2 separate regions of the Homo sapiens genome follow, and region 2 is linked to region 1. Evidence: read pairs that join two places in POLR2A ChIA-PET (ENCODE). Cell type or tissue: GM12878. All regions are shown on one strand.

The links. Peaks named below come from ENCODE experiments on the same cell type or tissue, not always from the same donor. Only the 100,000 strongest peaks of a DNase experiment are listed, where the experiment ranks them.
Region 2: POLR2A ChIA-PET joins it to region 1 with 6 read pairs; 2 of 35 experiments call an interaction of 5 or more read pairs at or near these places.

Annotation. Positions count from the first base shown.
Region 1 is chr15:101,268,773-101,272,772 of GRCh38, forward strand. It overlaps SELENOS (selenoprotein S), which reads right to left. Exons shown (of 6, transcript NM_018445.6): 6 at 3,419-4,000. The coding sequence ends at 3,999. Among named protein-coding and RNA genes, the nearest start is that of SELENOS, 6.7 kb to the right of the region's middle. In GM12878, a CTCF peak has its summit at 1,287 (motif pointing left); no DNase peak of the experiment used is centred here.
Region 2 is chr15:101,147,346-101,151,345 of GRCh38, forward strand. All of the region lies in intron 1 of LRRK1-AS1 (LRRK1 antisense RNA 1), which reads right to left. Among named protein-coding and RNA genes, the nearest start is that of LRRK1-AS1, 2.5 kb to the right of the region's middle. In GM12878, no CTCF peak of the experiment used is centred here; no DNase peak of the experiment used is centred here; H3K27ac peaks cover 226 bases.

The sequences.
Region 1 (4,000 bases):
TTGAATTGGGGTATGAGACACTGATATTTTATCATAAGCCACGATTACCCGTCTACAGAATCACTAGAAGATGCGTTTGCACATATGTGGTATCCACAATGCCACTTTCGCCACGTGACATTAGTGATGGTTTCCTTCTTGCCTTTTCTAACTCCATGAGGTGGGCGCTTATGTCAGGGCTTGTTCTAGTTGCCGGGGATGCACCCACACACCAAAGAGACCACTCCTTTTGTCTTGGAGTGAAGAAAAGACACAATTACAACGAAATGTGACAGTTGTGCCAGAGGAAGACTGGATGCTCCGAGCACACACAGCATTCACTGCAACCTGACTTCTTCCCCTTAGTCAGGGGAGAAAGGGGGAGACACACTGTGTCAAATGTGGCCAAGAGAACAGGTCTAAAGACAGCTCTGGGCACCCCAGGGGTTTCAGGAAGGTGAGAAAAAGCAGCAAAAGAGAACAAGGAGTGGCCAGAAACGTAGGAGAAAGCCAGGCAAACTCGGTGTTTTGGAAGCCAAGGGAGGTGTTTCTTCAGGAGTGCTCAAGGACCGCAAAGGATGCTAACTTCAGGCGAGGACCGAGGCGACCCATCACCCCCTGCCACACGTGACCTGAAGAGCAGCTTCAGCAGAATGGATTTAACAGCAAATGCAGGAAGAGAAATTAGGGAACACAGAACACTTTTTCAAGACTAGAGACCATGGCACAACTGGCAAAGGAGAGAGGTGTGGACTGTCACGGGGGCTAAGATCCAGTGTGTAGAGTGTTCCAGAAGGGAGGGCTGCGAGGAGGGGCATGTAGGAAATGTGCTGTCAAGTCAAATACAGCGAGACCAAAATTCCACTGGCACGAGAAATGGGATGAACTCAGTAAGGGCACCTTCCACATCGCTAAGGAGTAGGGTGAGAAACGCCCACCCAGAGGCACCCAGGGCTGCGCATTTGACGGGGCCTTGCTCTTTCCAAGAAGAGACAGACTTGGCATGTTACCTATCTGAAGGGGGCGCAGAGTGGAGTCCCTGAGGAGAGGATGGGATCCAGGCGGTGATGGGATCCAAACGTGGTCGTTCAAGTCTTTTCTCCTCAAACATTTAGCCAAGGGCACAACTCTATCTCCTAAGCATTCCAATTGAAGACTCTTGTGTGTTCTGCCCCACAATTTACTCATGTTGCTCCATGATTGGGATAGGGTGCGTCACACATTATCTAAAACTTCACAGCTCCCAGTGTCTGTCCCAAACTCCTGCCAACTGCCAGGACACACCGCGAGCCCCACAGCAGCCTCTGCTGGTGGACAAGGTGAGCACATGGCCTAGGTTTGAAGCATGGTTTTTATGGCTCTGGCCGTCCCTTCTTCCCCAGGGGCCTCAGCTTTTGGCATTTGCACCTCTGCCCCCAATTTCTCATTTTTTCAAGAAAGGTCCAAGACCTGCTTTCCCTGGCAAGCTCAGTCCACCTTTCTGAAATGCTTAATGCCCTAGATCTGTAATGTGATTTTCACTGTATTATTACTTCACATAACTTTTTTTTTTTTTTTTTTTTTGGAGATGGAGTTTTGCTCTTGTTGCCCAGGGTGGAGTGCAATGGCACGATCTTGGCTCATCACAACCTCCACCTCCACCTCCCACGTTCAAGCAATTCTCCTGCCTCAGCCTCCCAAGGAGCTGGGATTACAGGCATATGCCATCATGCCCAGCTAATTTTTTGTATTTTTAGTAGAGACAGGGTTTTACCATATTAGTCAGGCTGGTCTCGAACTCCTGACCTCAGGTGATCCACCCATCTTGGCTGGTGGGATTACAGGCGTGAGCCACTGTGCCTGGCCACATAACTGTTTCATTAGCTGCAAGAAGCTTCCCACACCTTGATGACTTAAGGCCTTTGGCTAATATGAACACAAGGATGAAGTAGACTACAGCGAGTAGCGTTGTGGACCAGTTACTAAGCCCATCTAAGCTTCAGTTTCTGAAAACCAAGGTTAGTAACATACCCGTTTCATAGGATTCTAGGGGGATCAAACAGAAATGGACACTCCTGCCACGTGGTAAGTGCTCTTCAAATGCTATTACACAACGCAAGTTTCCCCTCCCCTCCATTATCTCCTAATCATTCTCCCTGACACCCTCCTTCCACCCCTACCAAAAGGTGCTAGATGCAAGGGGGGCATGCAGAATTCAAGCACTGTTTCTCCCCATGGAAAAAAATCAGGTTTCAAGGTAGTCAGTCACATCTAATAGTGTACTTAAACATACCCCTCTACTTTTTGTCGTTTATTTCTATTTATAACAAACTCTTGTGTTGAGGGCTCTTGATGGACGGCAGCAAGGGAGCTGCTCTGCTGCATATGAAACCCCGACCCAGAGCCCCTCTACTCATGCGATGTGTAGTTGACAGCCACTTCACAAACATTTTCAGCTACAGAAAATATATTCAAGGAAGAATGTTAAAAAGTTTCCTTATAACCTACAAGGGGTTCTCTCTAGATGTAAACAAATCTGGATGAAATATTTTAATCCAAGTATACCATTTCCCACGTCGTAAATCTTCTGGGCTGGTGGGAGCCAATCCAGTTACACACTGGAAGGGGAGTGAGGGTCCCAGGGCTTCCCCACACCTCACAAGGCCCACCCTTGTTTCCACTGACCCTCTCTTTGACCTGAAACCCCCAATTGCCTCCACAGGCAAAACAAAACTCAAATCTCTCTAGACTCAAAGACTTAAGACTATGCCAACCTATTTGTTTGTAATTACACTGCTCAAGGCTCCTGTTTCCTCTCCTTCAGCCATTCTCCAGAGCGCTCCTCAAGAGATTTTAAGTCTCTCACAGCCAGACTGTATTTCCCTTGGTCAAGAAGCAACCACGGAATATTCTACCTGCAGGAGATAACAAATGTTGACTAATTTATGTATGAGACCATTCTATAGTACTTTTGCAGCGAATTACCCCCTATTCTGAAGGTTAATGTTTTTCCTTCTGATGATCTAGACGGGGTCCACACACTACAGCATTCAGCCCAAATCCAGCCCATGAGCAGAGAATCTTTTTTAAAAACAATCCTTTAAAAATATAAAAACCTAAGACTATGTGACAGAGATCATATGTGGCCTGTAAAGTCTAAAATATTTACTGTTTGGCTCTTTATCCAAAACTGCTGATAGTGCCTCTGGACAAGAGCGTAAAAGATGAGTCATGGCGTAAGGGAATAACTGAGAGGTCACGTAGAAACCTGGTCAGCCTATGAGGAACCTTGAGGCACGATGTTTCTTTATCCCAGTAATTCGGCAACTCGACTCCAAGCACCCAATTTTGTGGATGAACCCCAAGGAGTCTGTCAACTTTCAAAATCACGGCAGCTGTCTGCCACTTGCCAGACTTATTTTGGGTGAGTAATAATAAATAGAGAAATAAGTAATAGTTAGAGGTTGTAATAAAAAGCTATTTAATGTTTGATAGACAAATTGAAGTCCATAAATCTCCTTGAATAAAGATGCTAAAAATGTTATTCTTGTTTTTTAAATAGTTTCGTTTTTACAAAGTTCTGTACATAAAAATAAATATACAGAAACAAACCCCATCAACTGTCCACATCAGTAATCCTCACTGGTGGGCTCACCATTGATAAGGAAGACATCATTCAACGCAACCTGTCACAGAGACTGTCCTAGCAGCAAGGATTTCTAACCTCAAAAGAACATTACTAGGCCTCTTTTATCAAGATTGCTAATCATCTAGAGGCCTTTACCTACCAACTAGCAATTAACCATGAAATCAATGAATGCAATCACTGTCTCCAAGTAGAATGTGACCAATGACCTCATGCCTAGAGGCAACATCTATACCTTTTGCTGACTGGAGCCCTGACATATGCAGGTGTAGTTAGGAACAGAAATCAACCCCACCTCCCCTTGGCTAGTCACTGTGAAAAGCGTGCGTAAGGCAATTGAATCGAGGGTTAAGGGTTCATCTTGCTAATGTCAAAAGTGACACTAACAAGATTCTT
Region 2 (4,000 bases), 120 kb before region 1:
TGGGGCATCTGAGAGCGGAACATCAGGCGGTGGTGATTGCAGGTGTGAGCAGAATCACAGGGCTCTGCGGTGCCCAGGAAAAGGGTAAGAACGGTATTGTTTTTCCCCCTAGTTTCACATCTTTTGAGAGGCCATACACAGAGCATCGGCCTTTTGCAGCACAGTTTTCTGTTGTTTCATCCATTTGCATCTTCCAAGAGGCTCCTGTAGCAGGATGAATAGAACCATCAGTTTTTCCAAATGCTATCCCTGCACCCAGGACAATTATGGGACTTTCTGAGGTTATCTGGGAAGGAGGAGGACTGGGGATGGGAACTCACACTTCCTGCCTATCTACCATGGCTGGAGAGGCCACAGTGCCACCCATGTTTGTGAATGTGACTGATCTCCTTTCATTCTCACAGCTCCCGTAGGGTTTATTCTCCTGTTTCACAGATGAAGTAACAAGTGAACAGAAATAATGAGCTGGGCGAGATGCTCACACCTGTAGTCCCAGTGTTTTGGGAGGCTGAAGTGGGAGGATCGCTTGAGCCCAGGAGTTCAAGACAAGCCTGAACAACACAGTGAGACTCTATCTCTACAAAAAGTTTAAAAACCTAGCCAGGCGTGGTATGCAACTGTAGTCCTACCTACTTGGGGGGCTGAGGTGGGAGGATCGCTTGAGCCCAGGAGGTCAAGGCTGCAGTGAGCTATGATTGCAACCACTGCACTCCAGCCTGGGCAACAGTGTGAGATCCTGTCTCTAAATGTAAAAGATAATCGACCAAAGTCACCTGTCTGGGGATCAGCAGTGCTAGGATGCAGTCCCAGGTCTGCTGGCTTTGGAGCCCCACTCTGCCCCCAGCCCCAGCCTGTAGGTTTCTTCTGGTGGGCGCGTGTGTATGTATTTGTCGTCTCACAACATGAAAAGCCTGTACATTCTGGCTCTGGAGTCAGACTGCCTCCCTCTGAGCCCCGGTTCCACTGCTCACTGGCTGTGTGACCTGGAGCAGGTTTCTTGACCTCTCTGTGCTTCAGTTTCCTCATCTGTAAAATGGGAGTAATGAGAGTGGCATCTACCACAGAGCTGGGATGGGGAAAGTCCTGTGTGAGCTATTTTTATTTTTGTTGTTGTTGTGGATGCTGGAGTGGGTGGAGGAGCCTCTGAGCCTGCACAGCTGGGAGGGGCAGTCCCAGGAAAGCGTCCGGAACCCTGCTGACCTTCGGAGCCCCCAGAACCCACTTCAGCGGAGGCAGGCGTGGAGGGCAGCGGTGTCGGGCTCTGACACCCTAGACGCTGTCCTCCCAGGAAGTGGTTTTGGTTTTATCCCACTTTTGGTCTGAGTGAGCAGACAGGCCCTTTTGGGCTCCTGTCCCCAAATAGCCTCCCACCCTGTATCTGAGGGAAAGTGAAACTGTCCACCCTCAGGTCCTGATCAGGTCCCTGCTGAGGCCCTGACCCCCCTCTGAGGTGCTCGGAAGAATGGGCTTGGATTCCGGCCAAGCACCCAGAGAAAGGTCAGCCGCGCTTGCTGGATGCGAGTGGGTCAGGGGCCCTGCTAGTGTGGGGACAATGGATCCCTCAGCCCTGGCCCGTGGGGCTCTGTCTGCCCATGGAAAGGCCCAGACCCCAGTGGGAAAGGTTCTGGGCTGGCGGCCTGGGGGTGCCCTGCACTGCCTGCCTGTCCTTGGGGCTTTATTGCCACTGGACTGGGCGTTTCTGTTGTTTCCCTGAGGGCACCTTTCTACCTACACCTCCAGCCCTCAGGGCCTGACCACCCTAGCTGGGCTTCCAGCCTGAACTGAGAGGCCCACCTTCCCAGGGCACCCTCTGGGCCTGACCAAGCCAGTCTTGCCTGCGACCCCTGAGAGGCCAAAGCAAGGCCCTGGGTACATGAGGCTTCCCGACTCTGCTTAGAGAGCACCGGTTGCTTCATTCCCCCCTACCTAAAGTGTGAGCTCTAAGATGGCAGAGGCAGGGTCTGAGACAGTCAGAGCCCCCATAGCTCCGTGCCAGGTCCCAGGTCCCCAGACCCAAGCCCACAGCAACAAGCACAGAAACCGGTGGTGTGGAAACAGTCCCCAGACAACCTTATCAGTCAGATAGCATAAAGCCTTCCTGTCTGCTCCAGCCTGGCCCCGTAAAAACAGAGCTGCTGATTAGAGCCTTCCAGACACCAAGACTGGAGCCCTTCACGGGCTGGAGAGACATTCTGGTGAGCTTTTCCTGCCCCACTCTATCTTTAAAAATTACGAGGGGTCAGGCACTGTGGCTCACGCCTGTAGTTCCAGCACTTGGGGAGGCCAAAGCAAGAGGACTGCTTGAAGCCGGGAGTTGAAGACCAGCCTGGGCAATATAGCAGGATGCCATCTCTAATAGATACATGTATTTGGGATTTTCCAAATTAGCACCTGTCCTTGAAAAGAAATTTGATGCTGTCTTTTTAAAACCATAAAAATATTCATCATTTACCCAGAAATTTCATTTATGAGAATGTAGCTTAAGGAAATAATGGAAAGGAAGGACTAAAGTACTAGTTAAAGCTACCCACTGCTGGGTCTGTCTAGAACATCTAACCTGACCCTGGAAATGACCCCATGCCCAACATCAAAAGGACGGCTAGGTTAGCGCACGGCAGCCCACCCGCACGGCTGTATTAGTGCACGGACGGCTGCTAAGGATGGCTATATTAGTACACGGCTGTATTATGCACTCGACGGGGTCCTGGATGGCTGTTAAGAATATAAGTGACCAAGGTACACAAGCGGCCTGTGCCCAGCGGGCGTGCAACGTGCCTGCATGTGACCAGGCATGAGGGCACATGTCAGGATGCTGGGATTGCAGCTCACACTCCCTCCTGGCCCCTTTTCTTGCTTTCATTCTTTTCTTTCTCTCTTCTTTCCTTTAACTGAGGCCACAAGGACTTCTGCCTGTCCTCAAGAGGCTGGGAAGACAGCCTCCGAGTGGCACCTTCTGGCACGTGGAGAGAGGAGGAAATGCATGAAACCACTTCCCAGCTTTCTTCCTCATTTGCAAACCCTTGCTCTTCCTCTCAGCTCCTGTGAACCCCAAAACAACAACAAAATAGCATCGTCGTCATCATCATCGTCACCATCGTCATTGTCGTCAAACCCAGAGCCAAGCTATACTTCCTCCCCAGTGAGTCCACGTTTCCCTGCAGGCCCTGCCCTGAGACCCCAGCTCCGGAGAGACCTGTCACTGGAAAGTGTCTCGGAAGCCAACTCCACCACTCGCTGGGGCTTTCCTTCCCTTCCTCAGGGGAGCAGAGGAGCTAATTGTCCAAAGGCCAAGCCACCTGCTGGGTTGCCCAAGGAATACAGGCCAGTCCAACCGGGGACAAGCACGTTAGACAGAAAAATAAAATTCCAGATCCAAAGGGGAAGCTGACAGCAGTGCATCAGGGGCACACCCACCCAGGGTGGACAGCAAAGTAGGCACAGGGGGCTCCACGGCAAGTCAGAGCTGAGTGTTCCTGGCAGGTGTGGGCCAGGAACTTGACCCAGAGCTCGCTACCCAAACATCCAAGTCACTGCCTGCTCTGGGTGAGGGGGTGCTTGGGACCACAGCTGGGGGAGGATCCTCAAGCACAAAACCAAAAAGCACCAACCCTAAGGACAAGATCGACCAGCCTGACCGCGTTACATTTATGAACTTCTGTTATCAAAAGACACCATAAAGGCCGGGTGCTACGGCTCATGCCTGTAATCCCAGCACTTTGGGAAACCAAAGCAAAGGGATCACTTCAGGCCAGGAGTTCAAGATCATCCTGGCCAACATGGCGAAACCTCATCTCTACTAAAAAATAAAAAATAATAAGAATAAATAAAAAATAAAAGTAAAAAAAGACGTCATAAAGAGGGAAAAGACAAGTCACAAGCTGACAATATTTCAACAATAATGAGCAACACAGAATTTGTATTCAAAATACAGAAAGAACCCCGCTAATCTAATAAGGAAAAGATAAACAATATAATAGGAAAATGAGCAAAAGACTCAGAG